4 separate regions of the Homo sapiens genome follow, and regions 1, 2 and 4 are each linked to region 3. The links are chromatin contacts, found by Hi-C or POLR2A ChIA-PET in ENCODE. All regions are on one chromosome and are shown on one strand. The core of a region is the stretch at or near the end of the contact, and the rest is flanking DNA. Distances in the headings are between cores, read along the strand shown. Region 1 overlaps LNX1 (ligand of numb-protein X 1). Region 2 holds the start of LNX1 (ligand of numb-protein X 1). Region 3 holds the start of PDGFRA (platelet derived growth factor receptor alpha). Region 4 has its middle 63 kb from the start of LNX1-AS2.

What was found. A loop is a pair of places that touch in the nucleus more often than their neighbours do. ChIA-PET counts read pairs that join two places held with the same protein, here RNA polymerase II (POLR2A). Pooled maps may share reads with other maps.
Region 1: a loop to region 3 is called in a pooled map, with 3 times the contacts of the local background. The contact joins the enhancer-like site here to the promoter of PDGFRA in region 3. A Hi-C loop is called at or near these places in 2 of 168 maps with a recorded cell type or tissue (ascending aorta and endothelial cell of umbilical vein) and 6 of 50 pooled maps. POLR2A ChIA-PET finds 5 or more read pairs at or near these places in 1 of 52 experiments (AG04449).
Region 2: a map of Caco-2 shows a loop between it and region 3 (6-fold over the local background). The contact joins the promoter of LNX1 here to the promoter of PDGFRA in region 3. A Hi-C loop is called at or near these places in 2 of 168 maps with a recorded cell type or tissue (Caco-2 and endothelial cell of umbilical vein), 1 of 37 single-sample maps with no recorded cell type and 4 of 50 pooled maps. POLR2A ChIA-PET finds 5 or more read pairs at or near these places in 1 of 52 experiments (WTC11).
Region 4: a map of gastrocnemius medialis shows a loop between it and region 3 (17-fold over the local background). The contact joins the enhancer-like site here to the promoter of PDGFRA in region 3. A Hi-C loop is called at or near these places in 6 of 168 maps with a recorded cell type or tissue (Caco-2, PC-3, ascending aorta and 3 more), 5 of 37 single-sample maps with no recorded cell type and 16 of 50 pooled maps.

Annotation. Positions count from the first base shown.
Region 1 is chr4:53,540,284-53,544,180 of GRCh38, forward strand. All of the region lies in intron 2 of LNX1 (ligand of numb-protein X 1), which reads right to left. Among named protein-coding and RNA genes, the nearest start is that of LNX1-AS1, 42 kb to the left of the region's middle. Within about 2 kb of position 1,413, at least 7 of the 41 ENCODE cell types and tissues checked have a DNase peak (open chromatin) inside an H3K27ac peak, as active enhancers do; they include endothelial cell of umbilical vein, where a contact is called at or near this core.
Region 2 is chr4:53,589,190-53,592,835 of GRCh38, forward strand. It overlaps LNX1 (ligand of numb-protein X 1), which reads right to left and starts at 2,297. Exons shown (of 11, transcript NM_001126328.3): 1 at 2,199-2,297. RefSeq lists an enhancer at 3,477-3,646.
Region 3 is chr4:54,227,076-54,230,885 of GRCh38, forward strand. PDGFRA (platelet derived growth factor receptor alpha) reads left to right here and starts at 2,218. Exons shown (of 23, transcript NM_006206.6): 1 at 2,218-2,340. RefSeq lists an enhancer at 691-1,516.
Region 4 is chr4:53,654,597-53,658,149 of GRCh38, forward strand. No RefSeq gene overlaps it. Among named protein-coding and RNA genes, the nearest start is that of LNX1-AS2, 63 kb to the left of the region's middle. Within about 2 kb of position 1,945, at least 6 of the 41 ENCODE cell types and tissues checked have a DNase peak (open chromatin) inside an H3K27ac peak, as active enhancers do; they include ascending aorta and gastrocnemius medialis, where a contact is called at or near this core.

The DNA.
Region 1 (3,897 bases), core at 163-2,662, 690 kb before region 3:
TAGGAGAGAGGATGGCTTGAGCCCGAGTGGTTGAGGCTGCAGTAAGTCATGACTCCGCCACTGCACTCCAGCCTGAGTGAGAGTGAGACCCTGTCCCCGCCTCCCCAGAAAAGATAGTGAGGCTTTACTTGAGTGTGCTCCAACTCAACCTCAAGGTGCCATGCCACCTTGTAAGAAAGCTTGTTAAAAATAAGTGTTATTAGCCTGGCTGACATGGTGAAACCCCGTCTCTACTGAAAATACAAAAAATTAGCTGGGCATGGTGGTGGGTGCCTGTAATCCCAGCTACTCGGGAGGCTGAGACAGAAGAATTGCTTGAACCCAGGAGGGGGAGGTTGCAGCGAGCCGAGATTGCGCCACTGCACTCCAGCCTGGGCAACAAGCAAAGCTCTGTCTCAAAAAACAAAAAACAAAAAACAAAAAAACCCCCCTGTTATTATTATAAACAGAGCTACAGACTGTGTAGACATCGACACAGTGCTGATTTAAGTATCCTCACTTATTGGGGTCAAACATTTGTCTTTAGTAAAATAAGGGCACTGTATTTGATTCTAAAAATAAATGGCAGGAGAGCTGGGAATGGTGGCTGACGCCTGTAATCCCAGCACTTTGGGAGGCTGAGACGGGCGGATCACTTGAGGTCAGGAGCTCAAGACTAGCCTGGCCAACATGGTGAAACCCTGTCTCTTCTAAAAATACAAAAATTAGTTGGGTATGTTGGTGCTTGCCTGTAATCCCAGCTACCTGGGAGGCTGAGGCAGGAGAATCCCTTGAACCTGGGCGGCAGAGCTTGCAGTGAGCCGAGACCACGCCACTGCACTCCAGCCTGGGTGACAGAGCGAGACTCTAACTCAAAAAAAAAAGAAAAAAAAAAAAGAAAGAAAAGAAAAGAAAGAAAGAAATGGCAGGAATGCGTTCTGTGATTTCAGGATTCTCTAGTGAGTGGGTGGAGGTAACAACCAAGTTAGGATACCATTAGCAACTGAATCAACTTCAGCAAATGGCTCTCTAAAACTACACTGACTTGGCAAGATCATGTCAAAAAAAAGAGGTTGGGCTGAAAAAAATTATTTCTCTAAGGAAAAGTGTGAACAATTAGTGCCAAACTATTCACATAGTGGAAAGTTCCATGCTTTTGGAAGATGACACACTTGGTAGTTTCTAAGACTGATCTAATCAGCACATTTCATATATATTTTTTTTCTAAAAGAGACTTAGAGTTCATGATTCTTTTAGTGTAGATTCTAACCATTTATATCAAATGGAAAAAGCAGGGATCTATTCAGTTGTGTGTCAAATTCTTAGGATCACTGAATAGTTCTGACTTGAGACAAGAACAATATAAGGCCAAGAAAACGGACTGTTTCAATTAAGCTCAGCAGAAAAAAATACACATGAGCCAAAACAGAACGACTTAATACTTAGCAATCACTTAAAAATTTGTAAGCTCAGTCTGAGTCATTAAAAAAAAGTAGGCCAAGAAGCTTGAAGGAACACAGATTTACAAGTAAAAGAGGCAAACACTAAAATAAAAATGTTTAAACCCTGCAGTGCTAAACTACTTTCAGATAGCTTTGTAATAAGTGAAATTTGGAGAATTATATAAACCCCTCACAGATAAGCTTGGACAAAAAATAGGTGAAGGAATATTTGGCAAACATGAGCATGCATAAATCAGCTGCTCCAGATGACACATGGCCCTGGGGAATAGAATTTGACTAATATGCTTACTGAACAATGGTGCAGTAAAAATGAATAATTATTTCTGAAAAATTACCTTGCACTCAGGGGGATGTCAGAAGACTGGAACAAGGCCAACAACATGTGATAGTGATGCAGAGAGAAAACAGAAGGAAAGGGTAGTGAAAAATTAGTGTATGAGATATGCAATTGTCAGCTTGAAAAATTGGGAATAACTATTAGGAAAGTAAAATTGAGTTTCCAGAAAACCAGGGATAAATAAACAAAGGACAGTTTGCATTTAAATGATCACAGACAAATTCATGAGATTATCTTAAAGATTGTAATACTGTTGTTGTAATTAAGAATACAAAGGGATGGGGTAGGGGGTGGATTGAGCTGAATGCGCAGTGTCTTGGGATTTTATATTCACTGTTAGTCCAAAGAAAGCTGAAAATGATCAGAAATCACAAACTAAGGGGGCATTAAGCCCAGCCATGGGAAGGTGTTTCAAAGAGTGTCCTAACAATCACCATCACATTGATCTGAATCAATACTCTGACTGATGACCTAGGAGCAAGTGTCACAAAATTTATGGATGACACTGAGGTGGGGAATGCCATAGAGGACAGAGGCAAGAGGAGGGAAAAAATAGGTTAGACATGGGTACATCTGCAATTAGAGAAAATCCATGACAAAGACATGAACAGACTGGAGTAATTTAGAAGGCAACACAATTTCGGAATGAGAAAATTCAACATTAATTTACACTGAGTAAGAATAGGGGTCAAGGTGGAGAAGGCCATTGGCATTTGCAATTGCATTTAAATCTGTATTCGGAACACGTGACCCAGAGTGATGTTTAACCCGGTAAGAACCCCCCTCTCCCATCAGGAATAAATCAGGGGGAAAGCAAGTGGAAGTAGAGGGAACTGATGGTCATGAGCCCACCCAGGTGCCAGCTCCTCTAACGTGGTTCTCACTTGCTACTCAGGAATCCTGTGCTGTAGGAATCATTAGCACTTCATAGGTGTGGATTTGGAGTCAGATTGTCCTGTCTGCTACTTTTGTTTTTAAATAGAGATGAGGGTCTCACTATGTTGCTCAGGCTTGTCTCAAACTCCTGAGCTCAAACAATTCTCCTGCCTCAGCCTCCCGAAGTGTTATAATTACAGAAACGAGCCACCACGTCTGTCCTGTGTGCTACTGTTATCCGAAGGTCAGTTGCCCTCATGGCTGGCTCCCTTCCTCACTTCTTTCTGGGTTCTGCTGCTTTCTTGGCAAGGCCTGCTTATGTAGAACAGCATCTCCTTACCTGCTTTATTTATTTCATGCCACTTATTTCCATCTGATGTACTACATGTGTGCTTATTTACTGCCCTCTCACTGGAATATAAGTTTACTGCAGAATCCCCACAGCCTAGAACATGCCTGATATGTCATACACATTTGATAAGTATTTGTTATTAAATTATACTCTTCCCAGGAATGAATGTTTTCTTTATGCTACCTAAGTGTAAACTCTTAATTCATCTACCAGGAGGCTACCTAGCTTGGAAAAGAAGAAAAAAAAATCACACTATACAAAGAAAACGCTGAACAGAGAACTTCCAAGAAGTAGGAAATATCTTGCTCAATTTTTTTTTTCAGAACATTAATTTACTTTCACTGGACAAGGAAAATCTGTTTCTGTAAACCACTATTTTTATTAATAGAAATTCCCTGCCTTTGCTAAATGGTAAACAAATGTTAAGAATTTGAAGGAGGATCACATCACTGGGCTCCTTTGAGATCCATATGCCTCAATTCAACCCTGTCAACCATGCCAAGAAAGAAGAGAGCAGCTTATGTCCAAAGAAACTGGGAAAGAAAAAACAAATCTCCATGATGCTTTCTTTAGATGACACTAAGCAACTGAATGGGGGATTAAAAAACAAAAACAAACAAAAAAACAAAACAATAAAAACACCACCACAGTAAACAAACAGAAAAAACCAAACACACATTGACCTCATCTCTGGGTCTTTTGTAACTGAAGAAACAACACCTGAGTTACATGGAACAAACACTTTATCTTAGTCTTCTTCACCTTCACTGTCCTATTTTTGAACCCTAGACACCACACCTGCCTAGCTGTCATTGGGCTTTTAAATTCTCTGAAATAGACTATCTAGGTGTTTGAGAGCAGTACATAGAAATTAGTAAGCACCTGAGAGG
Region 2 (3,646 bases), core at 1,047-3,546, 640 kb before region 3:
CATTTTGTGGGTCTGTTGCAGGATGAGAGCCTTAGAGTGGGAAAAGGAAGAAATCACAGCCAGCCAGCAACTCCTAAAAGCTTTGCCTGTGAGGCTAGCGGAGACAAATCTGCCCACCTTGTTTGATGACATTGTTTAAGAATTCTCCTGCCTGTTTTCTTTTTCCAAACTGTTAACATTGCAGTTAATTACCTACAATTAATTACAATAACAAGAACTATCAAGGTTCCTACAACTGCAACCACATATGATCTTTATCTTGATAGAGTCAGACTCTCTCCTCCAAGCAACCTAGGAAAATTCCTTCCAAAGGAAGAACCTAGCCTCAGTTTAGCACCAGTTAACACCAGGCATTGGTCGCTGGATGCTAACATATATTAGCTACCTCATTTACTTCTCACAACCACATTAGATCATGGGGATTATTATCTCCCATCTTACCGATGAAGAAACTGAAAGTCAGAGAAGTAACTTGCTCAAGGATATAAATGAAGGAGATTGCACATTTTTCCATCAGGCCTATGTCCACTTGAACCAATGGGTGGAGTTACCACAGGAACTCTGGACAGGACTTGTGTGTAAATTACCCAACAGACCAACTGCATTCTAGTCAATCTGACTCTGAATTCCAGTCTTTGTCACTTCTTTTCTTTCTTCTACCTGGGGGTACAGTGTCTACAGCTTTGTTCCTTTAGTACTCAGACATGCTGACATACAGTGATGAAATTATTTATTTAATCATAAATTAACTACTGTGAAAAGCACTAATCAACCATGGTAAACCAGAGGCAATGTAATCTTGAGGAGAGGTTTAGATGCACTTTTATCAGAAGATCCAAGCTTTGAATCAAGTGAGAACCTTAGTAAGAGACAAGTGGTGGCCAAACCCCCCCCCTTAAACTCACAAGCTTGGGGAAAATAATAAACAAAGGTCAGTTAAGGAAGAACAATAGGGACCTCCAAACAGTAAGACAGAAATTAGCAACAAGAACTGGGCAGATTCTTAGTGGTGAGGAACGACTGTCTGTCTAAGGCAAAAATGATCTCAGCTTGTTTCAATTCATACCTTGGGAGAATTTACATGCATTTTGTATTTCTGGGTGGATGAACAGGAGCATAATTCCTAACAGATTATTCCCTTGCAAACATCTGCTAACTTAAATCTCAGAAAAACAGCTGATGTTGGAATCTAGAATGAAGTGTCTCGCAGATTTATTTCTTTTTCCAGTTTTTCCAGCTCATCCCAGCAGGCAGCTGGGCTTAAAAATGGTTTCCTTTCTCTGACAACAATATTGGCTAAAGAGTTTGACTATTGGGCTGTCAAGATACAGGCTGTGTGATCAGGATTAAGAAAACAAAAATGGATCCTAGAGGTAAAATTACTTTAAAAGCCAGGTCCTGGCAGAACAACTTCCTCGGTATATTTGCTATTAAAAGAAAAAGAGACAGAAAAAGCCAAAGAGGTCCAAAAAATTAAAAATCAGACCTGAAGTCACATTCTTGCAGCAATGAGGGAATTAATTCTTACTGTAACCAAAGGTCAGCAGGCAGCCAGTCCAGGTCTAAATGTAAACAAATTCTAAATGCACACTGCAAAGTCGTATTTAAAAGAGTGTTCAACAAAGAGCAAAGAAAATGGTAGACTTTTTCAGAGAAGAGAGGAAAACTGGAACGCACAGCTTCTGAATAGGGCAACAGAATTTGCCCTGAGGAACAGGTTTTCAGGGGGAAAGAAAAAAAAACTAGGGACACTTCACAGGTTTAGATCAAAATACAGGGAGGAAGAAAAGGAAAAATAAGAACTCTGAATCCAGTCTGCACTGGCCTCCTAGCCCCCGTTAAACGGGCTGAACAGATCTGCACCTTCGCGCTAAGTTTCAAAACAAAAGCCTTCACTCTACTTCTCTTTAGGTTGTTGTTGTTGTTTTAATCAGATCAAGTACGAGGACAAGCACAGGCTGGATTAATGATCAGAGAAACAAAAAGGATTAAATATCTGGCCTGGGAGAAGTTTATTGTGCAACTAGAATGTCAAAGTCATCTCTCTACTCTTCTGTCTCAAAAAAGCTTCTCCCTCTGGGGCAAACACTAGCGACAAGCCGTTCAGCTTGTATTTTTTCATTCAAATTCCGTGTTCAGATCCCTCAGGGGCCAGTGGTCTAAATGCCAAGAGAGAAAAATGGAGGGTTTCAACTCACCTCTTCAAGCGACTGTCTGGGGCTCTCCAAGCAGCAGCAGGCAGGCAGCTCTCATTCCTTGTGGGTGAACCGAGCAGCTCCTTGGGCCGCCGGAGTTGTGACCAGCCTCAACTTCGGTGAACAGGTGCCTGGAGGAAGGAGGACGGCATTGGTCGCTCCAGACCAGGAAATGGGTGACATCACGGAAGCCCCGACAGATAAAGCATTGCTGAGACCTTAGGGATTGAAAGAGTCAGGAGGCCCCGCCCACCTGTCATTTACCTGAATACCTGCAAGCAGGTAGGTGGCGTCTCTTTGTGGACAAATAAATCAGTTAGAGCAATTTGCCAGGTGGAATTTACTTTCTTTCCTGAGCACAGCACGTGTCCAGCCCCGTGTTCAGATCTGAAGTCAAATGCCTGGTTGTTTCCCAGGCCCTCCCCTTTCCCCATATCTGCCCACAAAGGAGTTAAAAGGGAAGTTTAAACACCAAAATGAGACAGTAATTTAGCAGACACAAAAAGGAAGAGTGTGAAGCCGAACTTCTTAGAAATATCTGAGGTGCCTTTTCGAACCGCATCCATTTGAACACCAAGTGTTTCTCTAATTCCAATAAAATGACAAATTTAAGTTGACATTTCCAATTCATCTTTTAAACAATTTGAAATAGGATACCTGTCAGCAGTTTCAAAGTGGTTTTCAAACACTTTTGCGCTACCCCCTCCCCCGCCCAGCATTTTTAATTCCATATTCAGGAATTTGCAAAACTTCAGTCATTCCTATCTCGGCTGGCTTGGCAGTTAGAGTCATACGGCAGTTACAGTGCACTGCAGGCCTGCAATTAGGAGCAATTTAAATGATTCAGATTGGAATGGTAGTACTGTCATTAGGCGATGTTGTCTGCTGATATAGCCAGGAAAGAGACGTCAGAGTTATTTCTGTCCCAAGCGTGGTGTGTGACCCTGGACAAGTCACTGGTTGCTTCACCTTTTCCAGCAGGAAAGGAGGCGTAAACTCATCCAGCACCAGAGCAGGCAGCTGGGAGGTATCCCAGGACTGTTAAACTCTCTGGCATCTTCCCAGGAGGGCTGTAAACATCTCCCATCATCCCATTGAAACGCTGCGTATTTTTACCACCTGCATCCAGCATCCCTGGAACTCATTACCTGAGGAAACTGTGGATTCCCCGTCCCGGAAGATGGCCTGCCTGCCCAGAGAGAATTTTTTTTCCCCTTCAGGAAAATAAATGTTGACATTCCTATTTTCCTCCTACTTTTGCCTCCCTCGTCTTCTTCTTTCCCTCCTCCTGATTTTGGGAATGCTTTTGTTCCACCGGTTTTAATATTGGACTACCTAGAGGTTTTGGGGTTTGGTTTGGGGGAGGGTGGAGGAAGAAGGAAAAATGGGAGAGGGAAGAAAAGGAAGTCCGGATTCCCACAGCCTGGGCCTCAGCTGGCTGCAGTCAGTCA
Region 3 (3,810 bases), core at 968-3,467:
GAGGTTGCTCCTGACCACTGGGTTTATTTTGCTTTTGCAGAGGAGGCAGATGTTGACCTCTCTTCTTTGCACAGTCTCTCCGCAAAATTTTCCCCCAACCATTTGCTTTCTTGCGCCACCCCCCACCGGGGCACTATCCCTGGAGTCAGCTCCTCAGGCCTTTAAACCTTCCAGAATGTCACACATGGAAACCTTTAGCAAATGTTTGTTAATGATCATAACAAAGGCATCATTCAAATTAGGCAGGTAATTACTACCAGAAGGACAACTGGGTGCTCGCTTGCTCATCCATTGCTTTCTGCTTTAAACTCCCGAGGAGTCGCTGCCTGGAGACACTCCCGCCCGGACTGCTTCTCGGGCCCCATTAAACGGCTCTGAAATGAACTGTGAAGTTACCATTTGTGGGCGGAGAGCGCTGGGGCCCTGCGGACGGAAGACCCTGGCTTGACCGGACTAACAGTGTCGCCGAAGCAAAGCAGCCCCTCTGGGTAGGCTGTCTGTCTCGCCTCCTACCCTCTGGGGCAACTAGCCTAAAAACCCGGTTCTCAACTTAACAGCATGTGGCCCAGCACCCGCTTTTGCCTTTTATTCCGCACTCTGATTTTTGGGGGGATCGTTTGTTCCCGCTCATTTTCTACAAACATTACGGTATCCTGTTAGCATTCCGAACAAGGGGCTGTTCATATATTTGCCTTCAATGATTTCCTGAAGGGACATGTGGAAGTAATAGCGAGCGGTGCAGTCACCCAAGCTGAAGATGCACGAGAGCGGGTCGCGTAGAAGAACTGCGGCAATGGGACCCCCAGCGCAGCCCCAGGCGCCCTGTTTTCGAGGCTGACATCCCAAGATCCTGTCCTGGTTAGGCACAGCACCGCGCCCGTTGGAGTACTTCTCTGTGACTCTCCCCTGTCCACTGCACTGTGTCCACCCTCCTGGTGAAGGAGGAGACGGCTGTTGGACATGCCAGTCCCAACCTGGCCACTTTGGCCATTTTCAGAGTGCGTGTGTTGGGGTGGGGTTGAGGGAGAAGGATGAAGGATGACCCCCAACCCCAACAGGAGAATTCAAAAATCAGAGAGCGATGAAGGTGAACGCGCTCCCCTCCCCCGCTGTCGCTGGGAAGCCCCACTCTGCCCAGGTCTGGTTCCTGGAGCATCAGCGCCCCCTTTCCCTCGCCGGCAGGATCGTTTCCTCCCGACACTGGCCTCTCGCCTTGGGCGCAGGGTTTGGGGCTCAGCTGTCAATTCCAAGGAATTCGTAGGGTTCGACCCACGCGGCGGGAGGGAACGGAGGGAGAATCAAAAGGCATCCTCCCCCACGACGCGGAGGCGGTGGTACGATTCCTCAAACGCCCAAGCTTGAGCTTTTTTTGTATGCGAGATAGAAGCCAGGGCAACCTCGCCCAGATAACCCCGAAAACAAAGGCACGACCAGATAAGTGACTTCAAGGGAGTAAAGGTCGTTCTATCGGAGAACGTTCCAAACCTACACAGACCCTCTTTTCTTTGTACCGTATTTCAGACCACCCAGTCTTGTACACACACACACACCACACAAAACAAAAACCCATCATTGTCATATTGGACTCAACAGTTTGCCCAATCCTATTAAATAACTAGCAACTATATAGCCCTTCCCCTAAAAGACCCCTAGTTCAAAACGGCGCAACCGCTTGGAGATTTCTCCCGAGGGCCCTATTTCTCGTTGGGCCGAGTTTGTAGAAGGGACATTTCTTGATTCTAGATTTATATTCTCTCTGGGTATTAAATGCAATTTTGTATGTTCCTTTTCTTCTTTTCAAAGAGAATACAAAACTATAGCAGTCTAAGAAAATAACCCCAAAATGGGGAGGCAAACTCATTCTGGAAATGATGGGCTGTTTGTAGTTTCACAAAACCTCTTTCCCGGCAGAGCACCAACACCTCCCCCTTCCACCACCCCCCATCCCATCTGGTCTGCTTCTCCCCGCCCCCCAGTTGTTGTCGAAGTCTGGGGGTTGGGACTGGACCCCCTGATTGCGTAAGAGCAAAAAGCGAAGGCGCAATCTGGACACTGGGAGATTCGGAGCGCAGGGAGTTTGAGAGAAACTTTTATTTTGAAGAGACCAAGGTTGAGGGGGGGCTTATTTCCTGACAGCTATTTACTTAGAGCAAATGATTAGTTTTAGAAGGATGGACTATAACATTGAATCAATTACAAAACGCGGTTTTTGAGCCCATTACTGTTGGAGCTACAGGGAGAGAAACAGAGGAGGAGACTGCAAGAGATCATTGGAGGCCGTGGGCACGCTCTTTACTCCATGTGTGGGACATTCATTGCGGAATAACATCGGAGGAGAAGGTAAGGGAAAAGAAAAAATGATTTTTTGTTTATAAGGGAAGTCCCTGATCAGACTCTGGGACTGGAGAAAGCGAAGTAACTTCAAACTTTGGGCGACAAGAAAAAAAAAAAGGAGCTGGATTCCAGTTGTGTGTCCAGAGAGTAATTTTTTTTTTTCGGAATAAACTTCACTTGGGGACGGGTGGGAGATAACCATAGAGTTAGAAAGTCTAGGTATTTTTTTTAAACACACATTTTCCAGACCTATTTTTAAAAACAATGTTTTTCTAACAACCCTATGGCCTCCCAAAGAAATTGTTTAGGCTTACATTTTTGAGGTTTCTTTTGGGAGTGGGGGTGGTGTTCGTGAATACTGGGCCGAACACCAAGGAACTGGGGGTGGAGGCAGAGGTGTTTGCCCTCTTCTTGGCAGTGGGTCCTGGAAGGCGACAGGTTTTAAATGAGTGTTTTCATTCCTCGCCTGCGGTTTGGCGGGACAGCGCTGCAGCCCATGGTGTGGAGCGCGGCTGGGGGACCAGGGGGAGGTGGGGAGAGGGGAGCGTGGAGGGGAGCGTGGAGGGGGGCGCGCGAAGGGGTTGCGGGGCGCAGGAGGCGGGCTGGGCTCGGCTGGAGACCGGACCTCGGTGTTGGCCTACAGCACAGGGAGCCGGCCGAATGCGCGTGATTACTGGACGGCGCTGCTCTGGGAGAGAGTCGGGGCCAGATTTGGCGCGGCGGTGAGGCGGCTGCGGGACAAGCAGAGGCGCGCGGGCGTGGGCAAGGGTTTGGGGCGCTCTGGAGCGGTTTGTTGGGTCAGTGAGGTGCCAGGGAGAGCGGGTGCCTGCCGGGCAGTGTGCTCGGGTTGCACGCCCTAGCGCGGGGGCGACAGCGGCGGCGCGGGCGGGCGGTCTGGAATAATGACAAACACATTTGGCCCTGAGTGAAGAAGTCGTCGTCGCCTCGCATTCCAGCAACTGGGATTTGAGGAATTTCGAACCGCACACCAAGGGGCCCTCATTGTGCTCCGTGGCCCCCGCCCCCGCCTGTCTTCCCGCGCCCCCTCCTCGGTGGAATCATTTCTGCATTGCCCGGGGGCTCTGCTTTCGCTCAGTTCTGGCCGCAGGCAGGAAGAGAGGAAAGGTCTCCAGGAAGGTGCCGAACTTCTTGTGAGGAAGTTAGGGACGACTTGGAACTGGGGAAACTTGTTTGCAGGTAAGACAGAAAGGTGGGAGGTAAACCATATTCTCCCTCCGGGCACCCGAGCCCTGGACACCCCCTACCCGGCACCCTTCTCCGCGCGGGGGTGCGTGGCACTTGCCGTCTGAGCTCGCCCAGCGCTGCTCGGTCCTCTCTAGTTGGCCTTTTTTCCATTCCTCTCCCTGCCGGCTTCAGAGCCGTCTGTGCGTACTTCTCCTTCCTCTGCTGTCTACCCCCATGGAAACCAGATTTACACACGAAATTAACTCCGCCCGGCTGCGCCCAGGGAGCGGG
Region 4 (3,553 bases), core at 695-3,194, 570 kb before region 3:
CAGTTTAAAACTGGAAACAAAGAGAAGTCATGAATGAAAAGCAGGCATATTAATTTAGCTTTACAAGTGTGCCCTTTCCAAAGCCAGGATTACTCATTCCCTGGCAGCCTACAGCATGGAGACCTGAGTCTGCTCAAACGCCATGGCTTTAGAGTGTCACTTCCATTTGGTGTGGGATTTTAAGGAGAGAGGCTCCAACTCAGCAGAAATGTCCAACTGTAATTAAAATCCTTGTCATTATGAAGCAAACATAGCTTCACCGTAAAGGGGAGAATGGCTCATTTTTAGTGTCCCAGAAAAGTCACAAATATCATACCCAGTTACATGCAGAGAAAACTTCCTCATTATTGGTGCATTTTGGGAATGCATTAAAGGGACATTAAATCTCAGAAATGTGAAATGACAGTGGAGACATTTCCATCTTCTAACTGTGATAAAGAAATCAGAACCTGAGCTAGCTTTCTTTCAGGTCCATTTTCACTCTTATGAGATGCTCAGGGTGAAAATGAATTTATGTTAACAGGAGGGAGAAAATGGTTTCTTTGAACCATTATGACCTGGTTGCTTTCCTTTCTCTCCTCTAATGGTAAACCTTAGTGTACTCACATGTACCTACAAGTGGGGCAGGAAGTGAGGAGCCCAAAGCCCCACCCCAAGGCTTCAGATACTGTTTTTCTGCCAACGATCCCCATATTTGTGTCTCTGGCTCAGACTCTCTTCTGGGCTTCCAACTGCATTCTCAGTGTCTCATAGCCATCTCAAACTCCACACAGCCAAAGCCAACTCATCATCTTCTCTTCCTGCCTCGCCTCATGTTTCCCCATCTCATCCATCTAAATGTTGCAGCCTGGGAGTTACCTCTACAGGGTCCATCCCTCAAGTCCCACATCCAATCCACGAAGTACGTTCCATCAGTTTCACCTTCAAAATTTATATCCATTTCAATCATTGCCCTCTGTTTCCACTCCCACAATGGTCTGAGCCTCTGTCGCTCTTACCTGAATTTCTGCAGTAGTCTCTTCATGAATCTTCTTGCTTCCCTTCTTGCCCCTTGTCCCTCTATCAAATCTGCACTCCACATTCCAGCTGAATTAGACTTTTAAAAAAGTAGGTCAGCTCATGCCATTAGACTATCTAGAGGCGTCAAGGTTCTCCACTGCACTCAGGAGGAAACACAAAACCCCTGGTGTGGCCACTAGGTTTGGCTTAACGTGCTCCCTGCTCACTTCTCCAGCATTATCTCAGCACGCTCCCTTCTCAGTGTACTTGGACCACAGAATGCACCACTAATGGCAGTGTCTTGAACACACCCAGCTTTTCTCCATCTCACAGGCTTTCTTGTTCCTGGACTGGTCTTTACCCTTCCTCTCTCACACACAGACTCTCTGTCTCTTTCTGCCTAACTCACTCTTTCTCATCTTTCAGGTCACAGCTCAAAAGTCATTTCCTAGGGACACCCCACGACCTCGCCCCTTGTCCTCATTTCCTTTGAGCACTTGATACTACATGTAAGTCTATTATTTATTTGCCTATTTTGCCTAATATTTATGTAACTTATAATTTACCCACTTACAGAGACCCCTCCCTCCAAAACAAGGTTTCCTTCCATGAAGTCAGGAGCTAGGTCTATTTTGTCCCCAACTATATGTCCAAGACCTGCCTGCTACACAATACATTCTAAATAAAACAAAATGCTGAACGAAGACATGAATAATTGAATGAGATCATCTTTTTTCTCTCAATTCAGGTTAGTTAAGGAACCTGAGTTTCTTAAATAGTTGTTGAGAGGTACTCACATGTTTTTATTCACATACAGATCTAGTTTTCCCTGTGCAGATGTAGAGAATTAGCAAATAATTGTGGCCTAGAGAATCTACCAGAGTCCTCCTTTCAGAGGAACCACTTTCTGTTGCCTCTGGGAGTGCTGTTCCACAGCGCAGGGAAGAGATGGGGAAGAACCAGAAAATAAAGGCTTCTGGCTTTCCACTTTAGATTTCGTAATTCATTTTCCGTGAAAACGATAGGGCCAAGTGGAAATTGTACTGTTTTAAAAGTTTCTGGGGGCCAGCTCTGGGAAACCAAACATCATTTAGATTTAGAACATCAGTTTATGGGAAGAAATGTGTTCCAAATTCTAACAACCAACATATCCTCCAAAAATGACTCGGAACAAAAACTCTAAGTGGGGAGTTTGCCTGTTTTGTGTTTTAGATGAATTTGTAAAAATACTGTGACTCATCACCAGCCACACCCTCCCCGGCTCTCATCTTAATTTGGGTTCTGGTTAGCATGCATTGGACAACATTGGGAATGCCTCGGAGATAATTTATTCACACTGGAATTTTTTTATTTGCATTGAGGCAGAGCCAGGAAACACTTATTTTCTTGTCCATATTAGGAAGTAGCTTCCGATGCACCAAGAAAGTGCAATATTGAACCATTCTCCTGGCCTCCCTCAAGCTCCAGAGTTAATCCTCCTATTAGGAGTAAAAACCAATCCCATTGGTGAGATTGGGAGCTCCTGACTAATCTGATTGCTGAGATCAGGAGTCCCTGACCAATCAGATTGGTGAGACAGGATGGAGGACATCCTTTCCCAGACCTCTCGCCTGAGCACTAGGGGATTGCATTGAAAAAGCAAGGGCCTCCTTCTCTCGCATGCTGGATTCTGTGTGATGAGACTTGGAGGACATGGAGAGGGTGGCTGTTCAGCCTCCAGTCACCCTGTTTGTTCGTTTGTTTATTTATTTATTTGATGGAGTTTTGCCCTTGTTGCCCAGGCTGGAGTGCAATGGCGGGATCTCGGCTCACTGCAACCTCTGCCTCCAGGGTTCAAGTGATTCTCCTGCCTCAGCCTCCCGAGTAGCTGGGATTACCAGCGCCTGCTACCACGCTCACTAATTTTTTCGTATTTTTAATAGAGACGGGGTTTCACCATGTTGGCCAGGCTGGTCTCAAACTCCTGACCTCAGGTGATCCACCCACCTCGGCCTCCCAAAGTGTTGGGATTACAGGCGTGAGCCACTGCTCCAGGCCATCACCCTGTTTTAAACAGGCTGCGCATGCACAGGGATGCCAGCCCAGCTGAGACAGGTCTCTGCTCTCTTGCTTACGTCTTCTTCCCCGTCACTCTTTTGATTGGTGTAGTCGGACTCTTGCATACCATAGTTCAGAGAGGACGGGATACACCTTTGAGTCATTTTTAATCCAGCTCCTCAGAAAGCTGATACAATCTTTAATATCCCCTATTGGCTCTTTATTTCTGTCCTCAGCCAGAATGGAACTCTCCATCCTCAACCTCCAATTTTCAATCATTTGAATTGTATTTTAAATTGTTTTTTCCATAAACAACTTTGCTATACCTATGTATAAAATGCTTGTGAAAATAAATCTAGTGCTCGTGTTAGAAAGTGTATAGATCAAGTGTTTGCCTAGTTTGCAAAACCAGTGTTAAAACAAAATCTTCCTGCATTCTAGATTTTTCAAGGAAACAGGCAAACTCCCTGAGGAATTTTATATTAAGGGGCTTTGCCATGAAGTCAATCCAGTCAAA